2 separate regions of the Homo sapiens genome follow, and region 2 is linked to region 1. The links are chromatin loops, found by intact Hi-C in ENCODE. Cell type or tissue: right lobe of liver. All regions are shown on one strand. Each heading gives the region's core, and the rest is flanking DNA. Links, peaks and the distances in the headings are about the cores only.

Evidence for each region. Hi-C counts contacts between places; a loop is a spot of excess contacts. Peaks named below come from ENCODE experiments on the same cell type or tissue, not always from the same donor. Only the 100,000 strongest peaks of a DNase experiment are listed, where the experiment ranks them.
Region 2: it touches region 1 in a loop (2.0-fold over the local background); 2 of 110 quality-filtered maps call a loop at or near these places.

Annotation. Positions count from the first base shown.
Region 1 is chr4:1,021,576-1,032,039 of GRCh38, reverse strand. FGFRL1 (fibroblast growth factor receptor like 1) reads right to left here. Exons shown (of 7, transcript NM_001004356.3): 3 at 9,565-9,837; 4 at 8,319-8,399; 5 at 7,939-8,223; 6 at 7,376-7,729; 7 at 5,142-7,135. The coding sequence ends at 6,693. Among named protein-coding and RNA genes, the nearest start is that of FGFRL1, 15 kb to the right of the region's middle. RefSeq lists enhancers at 5,294-5,793, 5,794-6,295. In right lobe of liver, for the core only: no CTCF peak of the experiment used is centred there; a DNase peak (open chromatin) is centred at 5,625.
Region 2 is chr4:1,222,257-1,232,720 of GRCh38, reverse strand. It overlaps CTBP1 (C-terminal binding protein 1), which reads left to right. Exons shown (of 10, transcript NM_001012614.2): 4 at 4,378-4,522; 5 at 7,155-7,361. Among named protein-coding and RNA genes, the nearest start is that of CTBP1-AS, 17 kb to the right of the region's middle. In right lobe of liver, for the core only: no CTCF peak of the experiment used is centred there; a DNase peak (open chromatin) is centred at 6,479; H3K27ac peaks cover 1,616 bases.

The DNA.
Region 1 (10,464 bases), core at 1,079-9,078:
AGCAGCTGGGCCCTGGGCTCCCAGGACGGCCGTGCCCACTCTCTTGGCCCTGCCTTCCTCAGGGGTCTCAGGGCATCTGAGGTCTTTTCAGGGTCCCTGGGTCCCTCTGTGGAGAGTGGAGCTTCACCACCCCTTTTGTCGGCTGTGGCCCTGGCCAAATCACCAGAGGCCAGGACTGGTGGCCAGACCTCCTGTTAAAGAGAATAAAATGACACTCTGGCCACCCTCCGAGTCCCGGTCTTTCTGCTGGACACCAGGGAGTTCCTGCTGCAGTCGACACACCGGCACGGGGAGACAGGTGGGACCTGGCGTCCGTCACAGCATCCTGCAGGGCTGGATGTCCCTGGGCGCCCACTGGTCCCCATCTCTCAGGCTGCAGGAGCCCCCCAAGTGCCCCAGCCCCACTGTACTCAGGACTCATGCTCCCAGCAGGACCCCTGAATTCGGCCCCCAGGCAGAGGCCCTGCCGTGACCCAGGCTGAGGTTCAGGGTGAGGGGGCCAGAGAGGCCACCTTTTGACCCCAGGTTAAGCACTCTCTCCACCGTGTTGGGTGCTGCGTGCCAAGCCTGGCCACCCCAGCACTCTGCCATGGGGACAAGGAAGCCTCAGAACATGGCAGCTGCTCCAGGGGCCCCCAGCCCCACCCTGCGGCCACCAGCCCCCCTTCTCCCCAGTCACTGAATCAAACTGCCTGAGTGGGTGGCCCCTGCCCCTGCACAGACCCTCGAGCCCAGGAACCTGGGTCTGGGGGCCTTGGAGCCCAGGCAAGGATTGAAGAGAGCTGGGGTGCCCTGGGGGGCTTGAATTAGGAGGACCTCTCTCTGCCCTGGTTGGGCTCTAGCAGGTGGAGCTGGTGCTTGAGGACAGAGCTGCCCATGGGGTCAGGACTGCTGAGGAGCTGCATACAGTCAGGCAGTGACCAGGCGACTGGGGAAGGGGCTGACCAGGAGGAACAGCCCCAGTGGAGCCAGGGCACAGGTCACAAAGAGGCTGCCTGACCAGCCTGTGTGGCGCGAGGGTGGCTCTCTGGGTGGCACTGGGGGACTGGGGGACAGGGGAGCAGCAGGCTTTGCAGGTGACTAGTGTAGAACGGGCATGATCGGGACCCACAGAGTGGCACCCTCACCTCCCACGTGTGTCAAAGCCGGCCTGGGTCACGAGGCCAGAGGTGGGCCCAGCCCCTAGACCCACCTGGGCTCCTGCCCAAGGCTGCGGAAGGGAATGGGAAACCCTCCCATGGGGCCAAGGCCGCCTCTGCTTCAAGAGCCCACAGGGAGCCCCAGCCTTGGCCACACCCACTCAGGCCCAGCATGCAGCTGCCAGCACAGTGGCGGGAGCCTTCCGGGGAGACCCACCTGCATCCCCTCGCTGGCCACACTCCTCCCAAGGCAGAGGCAAGGGAGAGACAGGCCGAGCAGAGGAGGCCAACGGTGGCGAGTGCGGCCCCTGGGCAGAGCCGGTGTTTCTCAGGGACTGGCGTCTCTCCTCAGGCACTGCAATGCAAACCTAAAATTCATCGGCAACCCAGAGCCCTGGAACACAGGCCTGGGTCTTGTGTGGCTGAGGCCCAGGACCCGCCAGGCCCCACCAGCCCCCAGGAGAGCCCCTTCCCCAACCCAGGCAGCCACCTGGGCCGGGCACACTGTGAGGCCAGCACAGGGCACAGAGAGCCCGAGACCACCAGGCCCCGCCCACCGCGTCCCTGCCCCGCCTCACCCAGCGTGGCTCCACCCAGCACTCTTGTCCCCCGGGACATCTGGAAGCTTCTCCTACCAGAAGCTAGCTCCAGCCATGGGAGGGGGACTGTCCCAGCCCAGCCCGAGGGGCCCAGTGCCCCACACACTTGGCCCTGTGGCCTCCCTGCCTCTGCCTCCAGGAGGTGCTCCCATGTTCAAATCCTGGGGGACCCCTGGCAAACCCCAGCCCCACAGCAGGTCCGGGGCCCACACAGTGCCCCAGGGAGGCTTGGCTGGTCCCTGCGTCCTGGAGCCTTGTGTCCCAGGGCCGGATCTCTGCTGTGCGGGGAGTCCCATCGTGCACCCCGAGCACACAGCCTGGACCCCTCTTCCTGGCCTGCACCCCTCTTCCTGGCTTGGGCCCCATCTGTGCTCCTCGTCCCACGTTCCTGACCCGGTCCCCCAGCCCCCAGCCTCGGCCTGGGACAAGGCTGTGATCTCTGGCCAGGTCCTCTGACCCACGGGCCCATTGGGTGGGGCTGCCCACATCCCCTATCTCTGCCTCATGCTGCCACCCTGTCCCTGGCAGCAGACGCAGGCACCCCCGGGACAGCTGCAGGCGGCTTATGGGCACCCCTTTGAAGCCAGGAGGGCCGGGCGGGGGCGGGTCACACCCGGGGGTGTTGGAGCCTGGGCAGCACTTTCAAGTTAGCCGGGCTTTACAGGGAAGCAGCTTATCACCACCAGGACAGGGCCAGGGAGGACCATGGGCCTGGCCCCGTGCCCACACCCTGCCCCGCCATGCTGAGCCTCCCCCGGGCACCACCATCTCGTACCCAAAGGGCCTGGCCTGGGGGCCGCCCTGAGGACACAGCCAGGTCCCCTCCGTTGACTCCTGGGCTGCAACCCCCACCACTACAACCCACACCACCAGCAGCCCAGGACAGAGCCAGGGACGGGTGCCCAGCCCTGTTCCCGTCCCCACAGCACGAGCTGCCCCATGACCTTCCTGTGGTGGCCAAGGGCATGGGACCTGGTCTTGCCCACGTGAAGGGTGACAGTGGAAGAGCCAGGAAGCCCCAGGTGCAGCCCCTCCCTGGGGAGACGGCTGCCACTCTGGGCTCCTCCCTTCTCCCTGGGCCCCCTCGGTCGCCCTGCCCCTCAGATTCCATGCCCCAGCCCCACCCCTGCAAGGGCATTGCCCAGAAGCCCGCTGGCCCCCAAGGAGCCTCCCGACGCGTGTGTGTCGGTCTCTTCCTGGGCCTGGAGCCCCCATGGTGCAATGGTGTGCAGGTGACCCGGGCAGGACAGGTGAGACGGGGCCCACAGAGCGGCACCCCCACCTCCCACAAGCCCCACCCGGCCCTTCGAGCCTCCTGGCCAGTGAGCCTGGGGTGAAGGGCTCCCCATCTTTCAGGTGCTTGGCCGGAGCAGACCACTGTCAGAAGCGCAGTCCTGCCCTCTGTCCTGCTGGCCACACTCACGCCCTGGGCGCCTCTGCCCGCCTCCTGCCTCAAGTCCTCGAAGCACACGGGGCCTCTGTGCTCCCAGGCCTCCTGCACGTGGAGGGGAGGGGAACGCAATTTTGTTCTTGGGAGTGTGGACGTGCAGATGTGACGAGGGAGCCGGCGCAGGGCACAGACGCGTGCTGCCGTGACGGAGATGCGGGAAACGGCATCGGGATGGCCGTGTGGCTGGTGGGGGGACAGGAGCCACGGGGACAGGAGTCCACGGGGCAGGGCCAGGCAAGAGACAGCCAGGAACACAGGCCAGGCGTCCACAGGGCAGGGCCCCGGCAGGCTCAGGCTGGAGACCGCCGAACAGAGGGGCGTGGGGGCGGGAGCAAGGCTCTCGGGACTGGACGGCCAAGGGGGAAGGGTCTGGAAGTCGCAGGGGAGAAAGCAGGGGCTCCAGGCAGCCCCTGAGGAAGGCTAGGGAAGGACTGAGGGGTCTGAGCTCCAGGCTATTGGCCCGGGGGTGGCTGGGGCCCCATAGGCAGGAGATGGGTCTGTCCTGACTCCTTGGGGTCCCCCTGCCCAGCCTGGCATCCAACGTGGCCACAGCATGACAAAGTCCAGAGCCCAAGACCCAGAGGCTAGGCTGTGCCAGACCTGTCCGTTGAGGACCACACAGCACTAGTCAGCACCTCCTGTGGGCAGGCGCAAGATGGGCTGGACCACAAGTCAAGGGTGGCCCTGAGTGGGGGCCTGGACCTCACAGCAGGCAGGGTGCAGGCGTGGGGTCTGCGGTCCCAGTGTCTCCTTCAGAGGCTCTAGGGGACAGCCCTCTCGGACTGCCCATCCCTCCGCCCACTCCCTGGGGAGGGGCAGCCTGTCCTCTGCAACCCCATGACCCGCTGCCTGAGGCCTCCCTGCTGCCCAAGGTGGCCAGACGCCTGAGGTCTCCCTTCCACCCTCCCCTACTCCAGACTGAAACCCGACCAGGCGTCGGCCTGCAGCCTGTCCTGTCTGGGGAACATCTGTTTGGCTGCCAGCTGTGGGCCGCGTGGAGCCCCCACTGTCCCCCAGTCAGGGTGGCCAGGCCTCCCACAGCACCCATCAGCCACACGCAGCCCTTACCAGGGCCATGCCTGAAGCTGTCACCGTCCAAGGAGTCAGGACTTCCTCAGGGGAGAGAAGTAGGGTCTACCCTGGGGAGGACAGAGAACAAAAAGGGGACATCTTGAAAGCCATGGGGTCCCCAGAAGCTCCAGTTGGGGAGAGGTCCCTGACACCTCTCCCCAGAGCCCACCTGTCGTCTTTGAAGCCAGGCAGGGTGAGCTTCCTCCAGGGAAAAGCTCTCAGAACCAGAGCGGGTCAGGAAGCGCGCTGCACGCCAGCAGGACCAGGCTCCGGGGACGCAGTGGGCCTCACGCTTTGCTGAATGCACGAGGGGCCCCGGTGCCTTTTCTTACGAGGCTAACGGAACCCCCGGCAGGCAAGGGCCCCGGGTGGAGCTGGCAGCCCCACCCCTCCTGCTGACCGGGTAAGATGGGGTCGGCCACCGTCGCAGCACCGCAGGGTGGCTGGGAGGGCACTCGGACGGAGCCCTGAGGTCAGAGGTGACCTGAGCCTGGCCCCATCCCCAGCTCTGAGGCCAGTCTGCTGCCTCCTGTAGGGCCACCCACCAAAGCCTGAGGAGGGGCTGGGGAGTGGCCAGGCCCTGCACTGAGGGCCATAGGTGCCAGCCCCAGGACACAGAGAGGGCGCCGCTGGGACAGGGGTGCAGGACGCAGGCCTGGCCAGGCATGTGGGCAGTGCTCACGCCCAACACCACCGAAGCCCAGTATACCCAAACTCTCCCGCCGGGAGGTGCAGTTCTCAGCCCCTGTGGCTCTGGCCCAGCGAGGGGACTCCAAGAGGGTTAGGCTGCTGGTTCTGGAGACCAGGCCTGACACACAGGCACAAATGTGAGCACACACGAGCATGCACACGTGCATGTAGACATGGGCAGAAACACCAGCCTGGAGGGAAAGGATGCACTTTCATGTTTAACAAAATAAATTAAATATACGGGGCTTCAGCTCAAACTCTACATAAAATTACAGAGATCTGGGGCCACCACGACAGTGGGGTGGGGGGTGGTGTCTGGCCTGGACGGGGTGTGGTCATCAGCATGGCTGAAAGACCAGGCGGGTCCCGGGCCCCAGGAGAGACCACAGTCCCTGCAACCCAGTCTTCCTTCCATCATTATTAATATTATCTTCATTTCTTAAATATAAATACCAAGGCCCCTTCTCTGTGTCAGGGGGAGAATGCAGTGGGGATGAGCCACTAGCCATGGGCTCCAGCCTCTCAGGCTTGGGGCTGCTGTGCCCCCAACCCCAGCCCACAGCAGTAGGGGACTCCTGGGCACCCAAGGCAGGTGGCAAAAATAGCCGCCAAGGCCAGGGGACAGAGGCGGGGATGGAGGCGGGGACTGAGGCGGGGACAGAGGCGGGCAGAGTTGGGGGAGTGACGGTGGAGCAGGGAAAGTCCCTCATCAACTATGAGCCTCACGGCACACGTACTGCAGGCTTCACGGCACACCCTCCCAAAAGCACGTCAGTCTGCGTGTGTCCAGGCAGCATATCTGCACCTGTGTGTGCATGTGTGTCCGGAAGTGTGTGCCCAGGCAGCATATCTGCATGTGTGCGTGCGTGTGTATCCGGACAGCATATCTGCACGTGTGTGCATGTCCAGACAGCATATCTGTGCACATGTGTGTGTCCAGGCAATATCTGCACGTGTGTGAGTGTTGAGGCAGCATTATCTGTGTGTGTGTCCAGGCAGCATATCTGCGTGCGTGTGTGTGTCCGGACAGCATATCTGTGCATGCGTGTGTGTGTCCGGACAGCATGTCTGCGTGTGTGTGTGACTAGACAGCATATCTGCGTGTGTCCAGGCAGCATATCTGCGCCTGTGCACGTGTGTCTGGAAGTGTGTGTCCAGGCAGCATATCTGCATGTGTGTGCGTGTCCAGACAGCATATCTGTGCACACGTGTGTGTGTGTGTGTCCAGGCAATATCCGTGCATGTGTGTGTCAAGGCAGCATTATCTGTGTGTCCAGGCAGCATATCTGTGCACGTGTGTGTCCGGATACCATATCTGCACGTGTGTGCGTCCAGACAGCATATCCGTGTGTGTGTGTGTGTCCAGGCAGCACATCTGCGCATGGGTGTGCGTGTGTATGTTCAGGCAGCATGTCCTTGTATGTTCTGGCATGTCTCTGTGCGTGTGCGTGCATTTGGGCAGCTTATCTGTGTGCCCAGGCGGCATATCTGTGCATGTGCGTGTGTGCGTACGTGTGCCTTCAGGGAGCACGTGTGCGCGCATGTGTGTGCATACATGCATCCAGGCAGTGTGTGTGTCTGTGTGTGTGTGTCCAGGGGCTATGCCTCACACACAGACTGCCTGGGGTGCTGGCCATTCCTCCTCGCCATGGGTCCCCTGCCTTCGTCTGCAGCTCCGTCCTCCATCCTCCCAGTCTGCCTGTCTGGCCGGCCCCCCCGTGCCCACTGCAGATACGGTGCCGTCTAGCACTGATAGTGGATGTGCTGGTGGACCTTGCCCTCCACGTGTGAGTGTGTGTGAGAGTGTGTGTGTGTGTGTGTGTGGATGTCTGTGTAGAGTTTGGGGTACAACTTAGGGCCAGCAACTGGGCCTGGGCCCAGTAAGTGCTGGGGGGCTGCCGGAGACCCATGCTCCTCACACAGCCCCACACCAGGGCCAGCGCTGAGGGCGGCCAACGAGGGAAGGTCCTTGTCTCCGCTGCGGTCGCGGGCCGTCCCCGGCGGGCGGTGCCCAGGCAGGGGAGGGGCAGGCGCGGGGGTGCACGGCTTCTTCTGGGCCTGGCAAAGCCACAGGAGCAGGGTGCCCAGGATGAAGACAGCGCCGGCTGGGATGCCGATGACCACGGGCCACGGCAGGCTAGTGGCCGAGGACGAGGAGGCCACAGGTGGCCCTGGCGGTTTTGGGTCTGCAAGAGCGAGAGGAAAGGAGGTAGGGAGGGGAACGCCGACACAAAGACCAGGAGAGCACCCCAGACCCATCCCAGGGGCTGTGGAGACGGTGCCCCTGGGCTGCCCTCCCTCGGCAGATGACCTGGCCAGCACGGCCCGGGAGGGAAGGGTGGGGCCCCACCCGGTGGGTGGGACGCCGGGCCCAGGGGGCGGGTCCGGGCACCAGCATGGTGTGGCGTGGCGTGGCAGCCGCGCACCTGGCAGCACGGTGAGGAAGGCGCTGCGGAAGCTGTAGCCCATGGTGTTGGCGCCAAGGCAGATGTACATGCCCGCATCGTCCTGGCGGGCACGGGTGATGAGCAGCTTATTGAGGTAGGAGCCGTCGGGCCGCGACCACACGTCACCCGTGGGCAGCACCACAAACTTCTGGCCGCCCACATCGATGGTGGAGTTGTGGCGGCCCTCGGCGCCGTACTCCACGCGCTTCAGCCACTGGATCACCGGCTTCACGTCGCTGCGCACCTTGCACTGGAAGGACGTGGTCCCCCCGAAGTCCACCGTCGTGTTCACGGGGTGCGTGCCTGTGAGCACGGGCTTGGAACGGGTCCGCTCTGTGGGAACGTGGCACGCGGGCATGGCTCCTGGGCCGCGCCGGACTCTACCCCGCCAGCACCCTGGGCCCACCAGCACCCCCAGCCCACCACCCCCAAGCCCTGCCAGTGCCCCCGCCCACCAGCGCCCCCGCCCACCAGCACCCCCGCCCGCCAGCGCCCCCGCCCACCAGCACCCCCCGCCCGCCAGCGCCCGGGGCCACACTCACGGATCACATCCACCTTGTAGGTGGCGTTGATGGCGCCCGCGCGGTTCGACACGCGGCAGGTGTATTTGCCGCTGTCCTCCGGCCGCAGGTTCTTCAGGCTCAGTGTCCACTTCTTCTTCCTGGGCTCAGCGGCCTCTGGGCGCGTCAAGGCCTGGTCGTCCTTCATCCACGTGATGTCGGGCCGAGGGTGCCCGCTGGCCACGCACTTGAGCCGCACGGAGCTACCCACGGGCCGTGCGATCACCCGGCGCCTCATCTTGGAGGGCTGTGTGAAGCGCGGTCGTGCTGCGGGGTGGGGTGGCGTGGAGGTCAGAGGACGGGGATGCAGCCAAGGGGCCGGGACAGACGGACGCCCCCCACCCCCGTCACCCCCTGCTCACCCCACTGCTGGCTGGCGGGGTCCTCTTGACCCCCAGAGGAGCTGTCGGGCCCCAGGCTCTCCTTCCCTGGGCTAATGTCATCTGCAGAGAGACGGAGGTGCACAGGGAGGGCAGGTGAGGGGGGCCCTGAGGAGCTCCCCCAACTCCCCCGTGGCCTCTAGCTCCCCCAGCCCCAGCCGGGACAGCCCTGGACACCCAGGCAGGGGGCTGCGCCACACACCCACAGCCCAGAATCCCAGGGACAGCTGGGCAAGGGCCGCTGGCCCACACTGGGCGCAGGTGACCCTGATGGGCACGGGTGGGGCTGGAGGGCCGGCCCCCATTCTGGCTCCGGGGGGTCTGCAGGCCCCGGGGGAGGAGGGAGCCGGGCCCGGCCAGCAGCTGCAGTAACCCTAGCCTACATCAAGGGGCCGAGGGCTGGTGAACAGACGAGACTCTCATACCACCCGGTCATCGTCCCCTTTGAAAGGACTGTGGGGTGGGGGTGGGGGACAGCCAGTTTTCCCATTCCACACAATGCCGAGGGGCAGGGCGTGCTGTGGAATGTCCCCTCCATCCACCCTGTGACAGCCGCTCCTTCACTGAGCCCAGGACCAGGCTGTCTCAGGCCGCACCCCCAGACCCTGCTGGGGCCTGGGCCAGGCTCCTGTATTCAGAAAACGGGCACATGTACCCTAAAACTTAAAGTAGAATTAAAAAAAAAAAAGAAACGGGCCAGCCCAGCTCCCAGGAGCTCCACCCGAGGGCCCCACACCCAGGAGCCCAGCGGAGCAGGCGGGGTGCCGGGTCCCTAGGTATGGAGGGCGTGTCTCTCTGGACACCTGTCCAAGCCCAGCGCCCGGGCCCCAGGCGCAGAAGAGAACAGAAAGGCCACGCATCCCGGCGGCTCCTCTGAACTCCGAAACCCGAGCCTCAAAGTCACAGCCGACGGCCGGCACACCCTGCCAAGGCCTCGGGCCCCAGCCCTTCTGTGGGACCACTGCCTTCGGCTCCCGCCCTCCACCCTCCGCCCTCCGCTGGGAGGAAGGCTCCGAGGCTGGAGCCTGACGGGGACAGGAACGGGACAGGATACCTGGGGGATGGTGGCAGAGGTGCAGCCAGCTGAGGTGGGGCAGGGCACCGAAGGAAGGCTTTCTGCCGGGGGCTGGCTGACTCTCGGGCCCCAGGTGTGTCCCCGTCCGCCCTCCTGCACACCCCTGCCTGGCTCCAACCCAGCCCATGACCTCTGACCGCAGCAGCGACTAACCCAGCACGACGAGGGTGTAGTTGACGCTCAGGCTGCCGAAGCCGTTGGTGGCCTTGCACACGTACACGCCGGCATCCTCCCGCTCCACCTGCTTCACCTTCAGCCCCTGCGGCAGCACGCGGAAGCGGCTCCAGCCGCTGTGGATGGTGCGGCCATCCTTGGTCCACATGGTCAGCGGCGGCGGGTCCCCCTCCACTGGGCACTGCAGCCGCACAGTGCGGCCCAGCCGGGCCACCTGCCGTGGGACCACCTTGTCCGCCATCTTTGGGGGGCCTGCGGGTGGGACCGAGGAACAGTCAGCGAGGAGGGGCTTGGGGTCCGGAGCCGGGGGGGCGGTCAAAAGGGGACCCACGGCCCAGCACAGACCTCGGGCCTGAGCTCCACCTGGGTCACCTGCCCAAGATGAGCAGAGGGGCCGAGGTGCAGTGCCCCTGACCCAGGCCTCAGCTGCCCACATGCACCAAAGCCCTGAGCACTGGCCCAGCAAACACCACGTCAGCAGCCTCTCATGGCCGGGGCAGCCCCGTGGCCCCAGAGGCTGGCTCTTTGAGACACGAGAAGGGAGCAGGGTCCCCAGAGGATGCAAAACAGCTGCGCTTGGTAACTCTCGAAAACCACCAACCAAAAGGGCAGAGTCTCCTTCTGGTCATACAGGAAGCAGCCGTACACCCGAGGTCAGAGGGGACAGTGGCCCCCCAAGGACAAGGGCAGTAGGGGGATGGGGGGCCTGGTGGGTCCCAAAGAGGCCCCAGGCCCCTCACCTAATTCCCACCCAACCATCAGCCCAGGGCCCAGCCGGGCCTGGGCATGGGCCAGCGACCCCACAGCTATCCACAAGCAACCGAGCACGGCGGGCTGCCTGAGCCTGTGCAATGTGTGGATGAGAGTCTGTGCAGCACC
Region 2 (10,464 bases), core at 1,486-9,485, 200 kb before region 1:
CCTGAGGTTATGACAATACAGAACATACAATGTTTTCTGTGGAAAATGTGATACTACAGAGGAAAAGGTCACTTTAATTAAATGGCAATTAGAAGTAACAGCATTGCAAGGTGGGGTGCAGCAGCTCACGCTTATAATCCCAGCACTTTAGGAGGCTGAGGCGGGTGGATCACTTGAGGTCAGGAGTTCAAGACCAGCCTGGGCAACATGGTGAAACCTCGTCTCTACTAAAAATATAGAAATTAGCCACGCGTGGTGGTGCGCGCCTGTAGTCCAAGATACTCAGGAGGCTGAGGCAGGAGAACCTCTTGACCCTAAGAGGCAGAGGTTGCAGTGAGCCAAGATCGTGTCACTGCACTCCAGCCTGGGCAACAGAGCAAGACTCTGTCTCAAAAAGGAAAAAAAGAAAGAATGACATAGCAAAATAAATTTAAAAAATAAAAACGGGAGAGGTAGGGGTTGGGTATTTTCAATTTGTGTGCCAGCCTAAGGGTGAATGTCTGATAACACTCAGAGCTGGTGCAGGGGCTGTGCCTGTCATCCCAGCGTATCCAGAGGCCAAGGCCAGAGGATCGCTTCAGCCTAGGAGGTCAAGGCTGCAGCGAGTCATGATTACACCACTGCAGTCCAGCGAGGTCCTGTCTGTAAAATAAGTAAATGAAAAAGTTTATATATTCAAAGACTCCTCCCAATCAGTAGAAACAGAAAAATCCCGACAGAAAATGGATGAGGGCGGTGGCGTTTGGTACAGACAGAGCGGTGTATGAGAACCGGGGTGCGCCTCCTGGGTTCTCACAGGTGCAGCAGGCACCGCCGGTAACCCCTGGCCTGGCCTGCGCTGAGCCCTGCACCAGCCGTGCTGAGGGAGCCTGGGCCTGGCCCTTCATGTGGGATAGAAACGGCCGTGCCGGTCTCGATGGTGCTTTGGCAGTTTCTCTGGAAATCTGAAACCTGCGGTCTTCAGCCCAGCCCCACCCTGGGCCTGCATGTGGCTGCGTGTCGTAGAGAAACATCTGCCCTGATGGTGACCTGATGTGAGCAGCAGTTTCACAGAGTAAGCCACCCCTGTGCACGAGGTCTGGAAAGGTAAGTGCGACGTCGAGTCCTGAGCACAGAAGCAGGTGGCAGAACTGCATGGCAGGAGGTGGGCTTGGCGGGCCCCTTCCTGACCCCCAAGAGCCAGCTGCCACCAGGAGCGTCCTGGGGTCTGTTTCCAGCCCGGTGGCAGCCGAGCTTCCTGGGCACCCAGCTTTCCCCAGCCTGCTCTGAGCACTGGAGTTGAGGGCACTGAGCAGAGTGGGGCTGAGCCCCTGGCGGTGGAGGGGACACATCAGTGGGTGTTGGCTTGAGGTGGTTTCTGGGAGGCTGCTGGGCCCCGATCTAAAGGGACACACCTGGCTGCACCCACCTCCTGCAGACTTTCTCCGTGGGAGACCAATGCAACAGGCGGGGTGGAGCAGCCACGTGGCAGCCACGAGGGGGAAAGGAAGGTAGACCCTGAGGCTGAGCCGCTGTGGCACCCTGGCCTGTGGACCTGTGGATGACGTGGCCGCCACGTGGTAAAGCGCACATGCTAGCAGCTGTGGCCCTGCAGCTGAGCACAGGCCAACCTGGTACGTGGTGGAGGTCGGGGCATGGGGTGCCCCAGCCATGTTCAGATTCCTGTAGTGAGAATGCTTTCACCTAATACTATGTTGTTAAACCTGTATTCAGTAGGGAAAAGGGCAAGGACCTGAAAAAAGTGTATTAAGAATCGTGCACAGGCAAGTGATGAAAGCCTCGTCGGGGAGGCAGCTTGCGCTTCACAGCTCAGCTGGGTGGGCGCGCCCGGAGCCCAAAGGAGGGCCCTTGGCCGGCGCACGCTTCGGCTTCTCCGAGCTTACCTAGATGAGATAGATTTTCATCACGGAAGAGCCGATGCAGGAAGCAACCTTAAGGCTGCGCGGATGAATATTCGTCATATTCACGTGAATCTGATCGCTGTCTCCTCCGAATGTGCGGGAGGTGACGTGCCGCGGTTCAGAATCGACTTTTCGAGGCCCGTGGCCAGTGCTCCGGGTGAAAGCAGGCTGTTGCCTGCGTACACACAAGCCTGTGTGGTGTGGGTCTGTCCAGCCTGTCCATGCCGAGCCTCTGCACACACACTGTGGAAGTGGCCCCTGCACATCCAGCTGCCCAGGCCAGCCCCCCGGGCTCACGTCTGGCACCAGGCCTGTCCCTGACCCCAGGGCCCATCTCCCACTGCGCCTCTGCCCACCGCTCGCATGCGCAGCCCCTCCTGCCCACAGTGGGTGCCGACGAAGCTTCATCTGCAGGTGACTCTCTCTTAGCTGCGGCTGCTTTGCCAGGCTGCCCGAAGCACCTCCTTGGTGTGTGGGCGCCCATCTCCAGTCCACGCAGCGCAGGGGTCTTCCTGGCCGCACCGCTCGCCTCCACCACAGCTGTGCACCAGTCGCCCACTGCTGGCCTCTGCCTGCCCATGCTGTCCTTGTGGCCTCACCCCGTCCACACTACGTCTGGTCAAGTGTGGTACACCAGGGTTCACCCCGTCCACACTGCATCTGGTGCACCAGGGGTCACCCCGTCCACACTGCGTCTGGTGCACCAGGGGTCTGCATGCATGCAGCCTCAAAGCCCTCCCAGGAGGCCCGGGGCAGCCATCAGCCCTGTCCATGAACTGATGAGTGTTACACACACCTGTTCCTCTGTGGTCCGGGTAGATGCCTCCCTGCCTCCTGCAGCCGAGGTGCTCCAACCTTCCCTTCTTCCTGGAGAATGCCCAGGCTAGCCCAGGGCTCCCCTCCCCTGCTGCCCAGCCTCTGCTGTGGCCCTGGTCTGTGTGGTCCTCCATGGTCCTCTCCTCTAGGTCCCCTGCGGTGGGCAGGAGGGAAGGGAGGCTGTGCCAGCCTCAAAGGGAATCATCTGTTCTGGCTAAGCTGGAGGTCCGGGCACTGTAGGAGAAGGGGTTGCAGCTGGGTGGTGAGCGTCTTCCTGGGGGCTGCCCTCACCCTGCCCACGTATGCCTGCCCAACACCAGCTGCTCTGCCCAGGACCCAGGCAGGGTCAGCTCCCACAGGACGCCCTGCGGTCCAGCAACCCAGGCACTGCCGCCCGGGATCCACAGGCTCCATGCTCGGCAGGAAGGGAGGGAAAGACGCCACCTAGGCCCCGGCAACCTCTGTGCTGAGCCTGCGCCATTGATCCGTCAGGAGTACCTGGGGCCCCGCTGGACAGGTGGTGGGTGGGAGTCATGTCCACATGGGAGGCTCACTGGTGTCTCCGGGGACTCGGACATGCCCATGTGGACGAGGCCTGCATGTCCTGGTGTCCTCAGCCACGGCTGTTCGCACAGAGCATCTCTGCACCCGTGGGTGGGCGTTGTCATGCACGGGAGTGTGGGATGGACGTGTGCGGGTGGATGTGTTTGGGTGTGGGTGGATGCGCAGGTGGTGCACACACATCCCCACCCTGTGCCCAGTGCTGCACCTGGTTCTTCGGCCTAGGGCACTTCCTCCACCTGTGTGCCTCTGCACCCCACACTGCCCCTGCCCTCCCTGGGCTGGGGGTAACTGGGAGCCCTTGGCAGGGTGGGGTTGGCCGTGACCACAGCGATGCCATGTACTGGCTGAGTGGAGGCGCCAGGGTTGGGCTGCTGTGCTGTGTGCCAGGTCTTTGTTCGCGGGAGCTGTTCCGGTCTAAGAGTTGTCATGGACACTGAAATTAAAAACGTGACTGTTGTGAACACTGCTCAGACCCAAGCCTCGCCAGCCAGGGGCAGCATTTCTGGGCAGGTTCTTGGGCGACACGGGGGCAGTGCATGCTCCTGTGGATGTATCCTTACGGCTGGGTGGCGTCTGCCTGCCTCCGCCGACGTGCTTGTGTGCCGCGGGGACTTACCACTTTCTACCTGCATCCCCGGGCCTGCAGGTCTCAGGTTCCCTGGCCACCCCACCCAGCTGCACCTGCTCAGTGTCCTTCCTGGGTGTGGCCGCACCCCCCCTCCTGTGTCCTCGCCAGGCGGGACCCCGTTTCTTCCACAAGGCTGAGCAGAGTCTCGGTGGGGCGCACGCTCAAAAGGAGACATCTCAGCCACCACAGTGGGGAGCGGGCAACTCTGACCAGTGCCGGCCTGCAGCCTACATGCGGCTGAGGAGGCTGCGGTGGGAATTGCTGGGACTCAGGACGCCTGGGCAGAGGTTGAGGGGCCGCGCGTGGCGGGGAAGCCTTCATGTAGCCTCTCCCAGTGTCCGGGCTGGTGCTTGGGGAACAAGCCTGAGGGCCACAGGCTAATTTCCCAGCCGGGGCAGCCCCACCCCCGAAGGCCAAGCCCGAGGGTCTTCAGGTTCCGGGCTGAGCCTGTGTGCTTTCTCGCTGCAGGTCCTGAACGAGGCTGTGGGGGCCCTGATGTACCACACCATCACTCTCACCAGGGAGGACCTGGAGAAGTTCAAAGCCCTCCGCATCATCGTCCGGATTGGCAGTGGTTTTGACAACATCGACATCAAGTCGGCCGGGGATTTAGGTAGGCCGGCTCCGAGTTCTCTCCTGTGCCCATTCATGCAAGCTCCGTCCCGTCTTGCTTCGTCCATGGAGGCTTCACTGCCACACTGAGGACCCCGTTGCACATTGCCTGGTGTGGCTGGCGGTGGTTCGTGGTCCCGTCTGGGGCCGGCATGAGGTTGCAGCCATTCAGTTCCTCACAGAGCCTCATCTCAGGGCACTTCCTCTCTTTTGGGCAGCAGGAAATCCAGCTGTGGCTTCACACAGGTCTGCATGCATGTCTGGCTGGTGCCCCTTGCTTGGGTACTGGGACCCTGGGGGTGAGGGCAGGGCCGTCAGTGTATGGCTGTAATAGGGCTCATAGGTCTCTGTCCCGAGACACAGCGGGAACAGCAGCGTGTTGCAACCCAGTACGTGTGCACTCAGCACACAGAACACACACGTCTGCACCTGTGCACTCAGCACATGGATCACGCACACTCAGCACACAGAACACACACGGAACACGCACATCTGCATCCGTGCATGTGCACTCAGCACATGGAACACGCACACTCATCTGCACCCATGCACATGCAGTTAGCACACGGATCTTGCACACTCATCTGCACCCGTGCACATGCACTCAGCACACGGATCACGCACACTCAGCACACAGAACACGCACATCTGCAGCCATGCATGTGCACTCAGCACATGGAACACGCACACTCATCTGCACCCGTGCACATGCACTCAGCACACGGATCCTGCACACTCATCTGCACCCGTGCACACGCACTCAGCACACGGATCACGCACACTCAGCACACAGAACACACACAGAACACGCACATCTGCAGCCGTGCATGTGCACTCAGCACATGGAACACACACACTCATCTGCACCCGTGCACATGCACTCAGCACACGGATCACGCACACTCATCTGCACCTGTGCACACGCACTCAGCACATGGATCACATGCTCATCACACAGAACACATGCACCTCTGCTTGTGCACTCAGCATATGGAACACTCATGGAACACGCACGTCTGCACCCGTGCACCTACACGCACATGGAACATGCACATGTGTCTGCATCCATGTACAGACACTCATTAGAACAAACTTGGGGCGGTGCTTGGCCGTCCTGCTTGGAGCGCACTTTCTGTTTTCTGCCAGGCTCGGTCTGTTTTTTCTCCTCCTCTCGATGCTGGTAACAGGCGAGGTTGTACCCTGCCCTTGCCCACAGTTGGCCAGCGCCTCACGGTTTTGCTTCCCTTTTCCTAGGATACAGTTTATGGCATTGCAAAGTTGGAACCGTCTGTGTTCCTGCGGGGGACGCAGGTGGTGTCGGAAGCCATGCCTCCATCTGGGGGTCTCCTGCACTGGCTTCAGCTGCTTCCGCCGGCGCCCATGGGCCAAACCTGTGTGCCAGCCTCCTCCCGCCTTTGTCTCTGTGGTGGCGTCCCAGGAAGGGCCGGCTGCGGTGTCGGGTGCAGGCCTGGGTGTGTGGTGTCGGGTGCATGCCTGGTGCTTTTTGAGGGGTCCCTGCTGTTTACCATCTCTGTTACCCGTGGAGTTTCCCAGGCCTGGGCTCTGTTCTTCAGCCAGGGATGGTCTGGGGCACCCCTGGGATCTGGCCCACCCTCAGGAGGTCTTTGTTCCAATCTCGTGTGGCGCCTGGCTTGGCTCTCCCTCAGTCTCCCTTGTTTAACATTTTTACGTCCAAGTGAGTTGTGTCTAGGGGCTATGCAGCCCCTGCCTGCGCCGCCCCACATCAGGCCCTCTCCCGGCCCCCGGGACCCCTTGCGGAACCACACGGTCCTGTCCAGCTTCCGGGCCTATGAATGCAGCCCTGTCCTGGCCTCCTGCCCCCTCCTCCTCCCCAGGGAGACGGATGGCCAGTCGGACACAGGAATGCAATCATCCGGATGGGGTGGGAAGTGCCGTGCAGGGGCGGCCCTGGCCAGGGACAAGCCAGGGATGAGGGTAAATAGGCTCAGGGAGGGGCACTGGCTGGGGAAGGGCCTGTCTCTGGGGACAAGGCCGGGAGCGGGGAGTAGGGGTCACACATGGGCGTGCCTGGCCACTCGGGAGAAATGGGATGGACTTGCTTTCCAGGAATGGCTCCAGCTTCAGTGTTACCGACTGCAGGGGTGGGGCATGGAGGGCGGAAGGGGCTTCGGGGCCCGGCTGGGCCTGGGGGAGGCCTGAGGACATGTGCGGATGTCCACGTAGGGGTGTGCAGGCGGGGCCGGCACCCAGATTCTGACCTGGCCACAGCCTCCCAGCAGGGTACCCCCGAGAGGAATCGGGGTGGCGAGGTGACGCGGGGAGACACGTGCTTGTCTCTTCCTGGGCTGCCAGCGCTGAGTCGGGAGGGGTCAGGGCAGCGTCTCACACCCCAGCCCTACCACACACCGAGCAGTTGCCGTGTGTGTGCTGCCACGTGAACCTAAAGTGGAGGTGGGGCTCCTGGAGTTGCTCTGTTGCGCCCGACCTGTGAGCAACGTGTTCATCTCGTGGCCTCCCGGGGTGGCCTTGGGGACACGGCCTTTGGCTTCTTCCTTGGGAAGCTTCAAACCCGCTCCAGTCACGGCGGCCCCGGTGTCCTCCCGGAGGCTGGGCCCGGCCCGGGGGTGACCGCCGTGTCCTTGTCCCCACAGGCATTGCCGTCTGCAACGTGCCCGCGGCGTCTGTGGAGGAGACGGCCGACTCGACGCTGTGCCACATCCTGAACCTGTACCGGCGGGCCACCTGGCTGCACCAGGCGCTGCGGGAGGGCACACGAGTCCAGAGCGTCGAGCAGATCCGCGAGGTGGCGTCCGGCGCTGCCAGGATCCGCGGGGAGACCTTGGGCATCATCGGACTTGGTGCGTCGGCCGCAGCTCCACGCCTGTGTCCCTCCCTGTGTCTGGCGCTGCCGCTCTTCAGCTGTGCCCAGGAGGAGAGGCCCGGGGCGGGGTGGGGCTGCTGCAGGTGTCGGTCCCAACCCAGGACAGGACTGAGTGCGCACAGGCACCAGGGCCCGGGAGTCCCAGGCGTGTGCCCTACGTGCACGGACGTCACAGCACACGTGGGTCTCACACAGGCACACACAGATAACGTACACGGATGCCACAGCACACACAGCCTCACACAGACATCACAGCACGTGGGTCTCATGGGCACATGCAGATAACACACACGGACGTCACAGCACTCACATGGGCTTCATGGGCACATAGATAACACACGGATGTCACAGTACACAGCCTCACACAGAAATCAGAGCACACATGTGGGCCTCACACAGACATCATGGCACACACAGACATCACACACCGATGTCACAGTACACATACTGGCCTGCACGGATGTCATAGATGCCACAGCACACATGTGGGCCTCACAGACATCACAGTATACATGACCTCACGGGCGCACACAGAAATCACACATGGACATCACAGCACAGACGTGGACCTCACGGGCACACACAGATAACACAGATGTCACAGCACACAGCCTCACACAGATATCACAACACACCCATGGGTCTCACACTGGCCTGCACGGACGTCACAGCACACAGGGCCTGCACAGATGTCACACACAACACCACAGCACACATACAGGCCTCACACAAGACATCGTGGCACACACAGACATCACACACGGATGTCACAGCACACACGTGGGCCTCACGGGCCTGCACGGATGTCACACGCCACAGCACACGTGGGCCTCACAGACATCACACACGGACATCACAGCACACACAGGCCTCATGGGCACGCACAGATAACACACAGATGTCACAGTACACACAGCCTCACACAGCACACATGGGTCTCACACAGGCCTGCATAGACATCACACGGACATCACAGCACACACGTGGACCCCACACAGACATCACACATGGACATCGCAGCACACACATGGGCCGCACGGGGACATACAGATGTCACAGCACACACACACGGGTATCACATGGCACACATGGGCACCACACATGGATATCACACCATACACATGACCTCACATGGACACACATTGATGTCAGTCATGGGCACGTACGCAGATAGATACCGGCATATGTGTGGGCACGCACATCAACCACGGTCTAGCATGTGCTCGCCCCTTGAGTCCCCTGGAGCTGGCTGTGTAGATCCTGCTGGGGCCGGGGTTCGGGCAGCCGTGGGCTTCCTCCGTGGTCACCAGCAGCTGCCCCTGGCGCTGGCCCTATCCCCGGGGAGTGGTTTGCCTTTCAGCGACCCCTCGCTCTTCATTTGCCCACTCGCTTTGCAGCCGCCTATCCTGGGCCCAGCACTGTCCTGGGTCCGGCATGCAGCGGTGAACCGGCCCCACACAGCCAGGCCCAGGTTGAGCTCAGAGCGGCAAGCGTGTGCATGTTTGTGCACGTGTGTGTGTGCGTGTGTGAGATCCTGGGAGTAGAGCCATGTCTTAAGGGAAAGTAGAGCTGGGAGAGGCCAGGTGAGGGGCCCCGTGAGGGAGGGGGAGCATCTGGGCGGGGCCCAGGTGTGGGGTGGGAAGGTGCTCCCTGAGAGGGTGGGCGGGGGTGGTGTACCTTTTCTGAAGACTCCCTGGACACCTTGGCCCAGCTGCCTGTCTCCCCAGATCGCGGGTTCCTCAGGAGGCCCCATGGGGATGCAAGGGCCTTGCCATGCCAGGGACTCCCCTTGACCGGCCGGCCCCCCGCTTCCCAAACATCCAGGCAGCCCACTCCTGCTGACCGCTGTCCTTGTCCCGCCAGCGTTTGGGGAATCGGACGTTTCGGGTGGTCTCGGTGAGGCGGCCACACCTAGGTTAGTGGGAGAGGTTGGTTCACGGATGTGCATGGAACACGTGCCTGTCTCTTCCTGGACACGTCTCTCACGGTCTTGCTGGTGCCCCCACCAGGACCCCAGGGCTGGCTGGAGCCTGTGAGGATCCCAGAGCCCTGAGGTGCCTGTTCCTCACACCTCTGCCCATCTGAGGCCTGGGCGGCCCCTCCTATGTCAGGGCCATGGCCCGCATGTGTGGTTTGTTGAGGGGAGGAGGGAGGGTGGGCAGGAAGCCCAGGTTGGGGCAGAGGTCGGGAGGGGCCGGGGACTCGGGGCTCTGTGGACCTTCAGATTCGTGGACTGCCTGCTGGCCTTGTCCAGGGGGCGGTGCCTCCGCTGTCTCCAGAGCAAGCCCACAGGACAGGAGGCGCCTCATGTGTGCCTTGCCTGCAGGTCACCGCCTGTCCTGCAGCCACAGGTCTGACACCTCACCTGAGGTGTACGAGGGACTGTGGGATGTGGGGGGGGTATGGGCTGTGTCTGTGTGGCCAGGGATGTCTGTAGTTCCCCTGGTAAGAGTAGGTGGGTGTGTTGCCCCCAGAGTCATGTGTCCTGTCTCTCCTGGGGTCGGGGTCTGTGGTCCCGGCCCTGAAGGCCCCGGGCTCTTCCCGTGGCCACTCTGAGGCCTGAGGGCGGCGCCTTCCCAGGCTGATTGTGGAGCTGGGCCCAACCAGCCCCTCCCAGGGCCCCGTGCTGAGTGGGGGTTGGAACACCCAGGTCGGGATGCCCTCAGAGGGTAGGGCTGTGGCCACCCCGTTCGTTAAGGACCCCACCTGCCAGGGCCCCCGCCCAGGCCTGGCCTGAGGAGTGTGGGTGGGGACTGCAGGTGCGGGGACCCCGGCGTCCTGAGGAGTGCAGGGTGGACCTGGCAGGTTGTGGGGGTTTACCATGGGCGTTCTGCCCTGCACTGGCCCAGGTCGTCCTGTGGGCTCTCGGGCAGGCCCCCCTGGAGCTGCTGGGGGGCAGCTGCTTCCCTCGCTCTCGGCGCGGGCCCCTCTGTCTGTGGTGATCTTGTGATGAACCAGGCCAGGTCAGCGCTCCCTCGGCCTCGGGAGCTGAGGAGAGCAGTTCTGTCCTTAGGGACACGAGCCCCCTGACGCTGCAGCCTCTACCTTGTGGACGGGACCCCTACCCCACCCCGGCTGCC